2 separate regions of the Homo sapiens genome follow, and region 1 is linked to region 2. A link is a loop called in an ENCODE intact Hi-C map of the cell type or tissue named here. Cell type or tissue: MCF 10A. All regions are shown on one strand. Links, peaks and the distances in the headings refer to the core of each region. The heading gives the core; the rest is flanking DNA.

Region 1 (2,822 bases), core at 164-2,663, 66 kb after region 2:
ATGTTAGAGGGTCAAATCATTGGAAACTAATTATACTAAAAACTCAAATTTAGACTTAACTAAGATTAATCCAGTTGGGATGCCATTCTTTTTCCCTGGGCAATAGAAATGACAGACACTTCCATCTTCCTTTCTATCTTGACTCAGAAGTCAATGTTACTTTAGATATCTGTCTATCTATCTATCTATCATATATATATGTGTGTATATATGTGTGTGTTTGTGTGTGTGTGTGTGTGTGTGTGTGTGTGTGTGTGTATATATATATATATATATAATATATATATATATATTACCATTTTATTCTTGATTTCAGGGACAAATCATTGATGGAACCAATCCAGGCCTTGTATAACCAAAAGACTAGCAGTTGGCGTTTATCTTTTCCCTTCAAGGCTTGGGTGTTAGCAGCTTTATAGATAAGGGCAGTTCTGATCATAAACCCACTTACCTTTACACAAAACAGGAGTTAGCCTATCCCTTCTGCCTTAAATTCTGGTTCTCACTTCCTTGCTAATAAATGTCCCTTGTGGCTTTCTTTTTTCCCCCCCAGAATAGGGCACTTTTATCTGAATTAAAAATTTGTTCAGGTTGGGCACTGTAGCTCATACCTACAATCCCAACACTTTGGGAGGCCAAAGTGGGAGGATCGTTTAAAGCCAGAAGTTCAATACCAGCCTGAGCAACATAGATGATGAAAACAGTTTTTTTTCATCAAAGAATAAAAAAATATTAGCTGGGTGTGGTGGTACACACCTGTAGCCCTAGCTATTCAGAAGGCTGAGATGGGGGAATTGCTTGAGCCCAGAAGTTCAGAAGTTCAAGGCTGCAGTGAGCTATGATCACGCCACTGCACTTCAGCCTGAGTGACAGAGTGAGACCTTGTTTTGGAAAACAATAACAAAAAACAAACTTGTTCAGGCAGATATCCTTTTTCTTCACTGATTTTCTTAATGGTGTCTGGGAACTCATCTCCTGTCTCATTTGGTAGAAGCTGCTTCTTCTGTTGTATCTTGACATTTTTAAAGCCTCTTTCTAAAATTATCAAACCATCCTTTGCTGGCATTAAATATTCAAGTTGAAGATCCTTCACCTTCCTTTAATCCTATATTAGAGTCTATAGGTGTGTCTTTCTTATAGCAATCCTGCACTCACATAAAAACTGTATTTTCAATATAAGATCAAAATGTATTTCACAAAAAATGCATCTTTATATTTGTTTACATTTCTCCTGACTGAATGGTGCCATGTACAGTCTGTGTAAGTTATAGAAAACGTTTGCCAACTCGTAGTCTACCATTTTGTTATTTGTTTTCTATTTGTTTCGTCTGTTCTTTACTGCTTTGTTTTCCCTTTCCTGCCTTCTTCTGGATTAATTGAGTATTTTGGTAATCCTTTTTAATCTCCTCTTTTGGATTTTTTAGCTATACTTACCTGTTTTTGTTTTTGTTTTTTAAGGCGTTGGTAGGAAATAATGTATGCATCCTTACCTTATTAAAGTCTATTTTGAAATACTGTTACACTGCTTCATGTAACTTACAATATGAACCTCACAACAGTATAGTTCATTTTCCCATCCCAGTATATTTTACTTCTTTGTTATAAACCACACAATGCACTGTTGTTACTTTTTCTTTAATCAGTTTTTTTCTTTTTTAAGAGATGGGGTCTTGCTATGTTTTCCAGGCTGGCCGTGAACTCCTGGGCTCAAGCCATCCACCTGCCTTGCCTCCCAAAATGCTGGGGTTACAGTTGTGAACTACTGTGCCCAGCCTCTTGAATCAATTTTTAAAAGAAACTTTTATATTTTTATAAACTGGTCCTTATATTTACCATTTCTGGTGTTCTTCCTTCTTGTAGATTGAGAATTCCATCTGAAGTCATTGTCCTGTCAAGAAGAACTGTCTTTATTATTTCTTGTAATATAGTTCTGCTGGAAATGAAATCTCTAGGTTTTGTTTGTCCAGAAATATTTTTATATTGCCTTAATTTCTGAAGGATATTGTCACTGGGACTGCTAAATTGACAGGTTTTTATCTTTTCAATTCTTTAAAGTTGTTAATTTATTGTTTATGGCTTTAATTGTTTCTAATAAGAAGTCAGCCAGCCATCATTCTTTTCTGTTTTTTTATTTTGCATTTTTAACGGTTTGATTTTAATGTGCCTACGTGTAGTTTTCTTTGTATTTATCCTGTTTGGTTTCACTGAGCTTTATGATCTGTAATTAGTTGTTTTATAAGTCTTAGCAAATACTCAGCCATTGTCTCTTAAAGTTATTTCTTCTGCCCTGCTCTCTCCTTTCTGAAACTCCAGTTAATGTAGACTATTGACTATTTTTCTACAGGTCTGTGACATTCTTTTTGGTTTTCATTTAATTCTTTTTTTCTTTGTGCTTCATTTTTGATGGTTTCTATTTATCAGTTCTTCAAGTTCACCTGTTTTTTTCTTGATGTGATCTAGGCTTTGAAGCCTAGCCAATGCATTTTTAAATTCAGACTTTTTTTTAGTTCTGAAATTTTCATTTGGATTTTTTTTATGGTTTCAATTTCTCTGCTGAAGTTCTCCATTTTCTCACTAATTTTTCTCCATCTTTTCATCTAAATATTTTAATGTTGTATAAATGTTTTTGTTTTCTAATTCTAACGTTTAGATCATCTGTGGATCTGCTATTGACAGGATTTTTTTCCCCTTGATAAGCTCCGTGTTTTCCTACTTTTTCACATGTCTTGTAATTTTTTAACTGTAGGCCAGATATTATATTATAAAAGAACAGTAGAGACTGAAATAGGTAATACCTTGTTCTTTTGTCTTTCAGACAGTAT
Region 2 (2,822 bases), core at 254-2,753:
TGAGGATCACCTGAGGTCAGGAGTTCCAGACCAGCCTGGCCAACATGGTGAAACCCTGTCTCTATTAAAAATACAAAAATCCGGCGGGCGTGGTAGCATGCGTCTGTAATCCCAGCTACTCGGAGGCTGAGGCAGGAGAATCGCTTGAACCTGGGAGGTGGAGATTGCAGTGAGCAGAGACAGCGCCACTGCACTCCACCCTGGGCGACAGAGCGAGACTCCGTCTCAAAAACAACAACAACAACAAAGTTAATGGTGCGGAGGTTGAGAAACCTTGCTCCATATTTAGGAGGTATGGTACTTTTAAGTAACTTTTGACATTTTAATTGTGTTTTAAGATGAAAGTAGCATCTACATCAAATCACATTTTTAAAAATTCTAATGCCAATTAAAGTTGCCTTTTCGATCTCAGATCCTGGAACTATGTTTCCTGTCAACATAAATGATATACATCGTGGCAACGTCATGATTTGTGACTGCACAAATCTACTCCGTATAACACTGAACGTGAAATAAAACAGTATAAAATTAAAATCATAAATATTTTCACTGGAAAGAGGTTTGGTTTTTCAGTTAGAATGCTCACAGAAAAATAGTCTGGTAGGTACTGCATTGCTCTAAAATGTAAAATTCCGGCTTTATTTTGGCACTAGTTTGAGGAGTATTTCCCTTTACTCCGTTGTTCTTCGTCATAATTCTGAACTGCCAAAACCCTGCTTGCAGAAATGTTTGCGTACAGAATCAAATGCTGGGAAAATGGCCTAGAAAATTACTCTAATATTATGTAAGGTTTTTTTTAATAGCTAACACGCATAGCGATTTACAAATAATAAGAGTCAAGTTCTGTGCTCCCAGAGATTGAACTGAATTTAAAAAAATGCAGGTAAACTTCCAGACTTTCTGACCTGGGGTCTGTTTAAAGACCCATGTTTTACACTTGGTATAATCCGTACTGTAAAATGGCCTATTAATAATATCAACTCAAAACGTTCTCACTGTTTAAGAATAAAAGCATACACACACAAATATACACAGTATAAATAATGAAATATACAGATGTGTTCTTTCGCTTAGCTTATTTTTTCTGAACATTCTAGAAAATTATGAAGCTTAATCACACACCTAGCGTGTTTTGAAATAGGATTTAACAATCTTTGGATTGTACCTTTGTAAGACCAGCAACCGGTCTAATATTACAATCTTTTCCACGAGATTCCACAGCAGGTACTTACTGATAATAAGTGACGAAAGGATAAGGGGCCGATTTCTCTCTTCCCTCCACAGGTTTTTCGCGAGCGCCTCCTGCGCGCCCCGAAGGGGTCGGGGCGCAGGGTGGAGTCCCGAGCGGCGCGCCCAGCCGGTGGCTACCATTACCTGAGCCCCGGGCGGCGGGACCCCGGTCCGCCCCGCACCCCCGCCGCGGCCAGCCCTTCCCGGCACTCACCCGTCACGCGAATGGACTCCAGCATCGTCGCCCCGAGGCCCGGGGCGGCGGGCTCCGCGGGCTCAGGGGAAAGGGCCGCGCAGGGGCGGGCGGCCTCTAGCCTCTGACCCGGGCCTCGGTGGCGGGGGCGCGGCGGGAGGCGGCTCTCCGCTACCTGGAGCAGGATAAGGAGGGTAAGGGCGGACGAAGACGTACCGACACTGACTGTGAGCAGCGCTTCCACCAGCCCGTAGCTACTGGAAGGTACACACGGCGGCCTTACGGTGCCCAGCAGCGCTTAGAACCTGCCACCGTGACGTAGCCGCTCCGCCGGTTGCTAGGAAACTGCCCCCGGGGTCCGCGCGCGCTGCGCTTCACGGAGCCTGCGCGCCGCTGGGGGCGCTCGTGCGACGAAGGCCCGCGGGCGGCGAGAGAGAGTGGGAGGAACTACAACTCCCGGCGTGCACAGCGCGGGCCAGTGCCTCCGGGGCTTGTGGCTGTGCCCGCGAGCGCGCTGGGGTCTCCAGCCAGTGGGTAACGCATATTGACTGATCTTTCAGAGACGTTTGTACCCGTTCAAAGGTGACTTAACTCCATGGTGCGCTGTGACACTCGGCCCTAGCTGCAAATAGCAAAGCCAGTCTACCCGTCCTTCCCCTTACGAGGTGCGGGGAAGCTAAAACACGTTTAGGATGAGCTAGTAAGAGTGGAAAGTGCAGGAGGCTCAATGACCACTTGACGGTACCTCAGCATACTATCCTTAATGCTGAAATTCACATTTTAGCTTGTGATTGTGCAATTGATAGGGGCTGAATGTTATTTTCAGTTTATTATTCATTTTCACATTAGCAAGTATGAAAATTTAATCTTTTACAATAACCATGGGAGGCGGGCCACGGTGGCTCATGCCTGTAATCCTCGCACTTTGGGAGACCAAGGCGGGTGGATCGCTTGAGGCCAGGAGTTGGAGACCAGCCTGGGCCACATGGCGAAAACCCATCTCTACTAAAAACACAAAAAGTGAACAAATCGTGGTGGCACACTTCTGTAGTCCCAGCTACTCGGGAGGCCGAGGTGGGAGGATTGCTTGAGTCCGAGAGGTGAGAATGTAGTGAGCCATGATCGCGCCACTGCACTCCAGCCTGGGTGACAAAGTGAGACTAAAAAAAAAAAAAAAGTACGGTGGGAATGGGAAATGTAGACTAAACCATTCAACAAACATTTTTTGAGACCCTAACGTGTGCAAGGTTCTGAGGCAGGCTTTGAGGATATCAAGGGAAATGAAATAAGCCTAGCGGAGCTTACAGTTTAGGAGGAGCTGAGATAGTGCTGGCAACTGTCAGTCTTCAGACAGTTAAATTTTCTCTTCATCCTCAAGGCTAAGACATGGAAATAATTG

Evidence for each region. A loop is a pair of places that touch in the nucleus more often than their neighbours do. Peaks named below come from ENCODE experiments on the same cell type or tissue, not always from the same donor. Only the 100,000 strongest peaks of a DNase experiment are listed, where the experiment ranks them.
Region 1: it touches region 2 in a loop (2.7-fold over the local background); 2 of 110 quality-filtered maps call a loop at or near these places.

Annotation. Positions count from the first base shown.
Region 1 is chr7:36,431,341-36,434,162 of GRCh38, forward strand. All of the region lies in intron 20 of ANLN (anillin, actin binding protein), which reads left to right. Among named protein-coding and RNA genes, the nearest start is that of ANLN, 43 kb to the left of the region's middle. In MCF 10A, for the core only: no CTCF peak of the experiment used is centred there; no DNase peak of the experiment used is centred there.
Region 2 is chr7:36,365,472-36,368,293 of GRCh38, forward strand. It overlaps MATCAP2 (microtubule associated tyrosine carboxypeptidase 2), which reads right to left and starts at 1,769. Exons shown (of 7, transcript NM_001199706.2): 1 at 1,445-1,769. The coding sequence starts at 1,469. RefSeq lists a silencer at 1,419-1,518. In MCF 10A, for the core only: a CTCF peak has its summit at 1,813; a DNase peak (open chromatin) is centred at 1,800.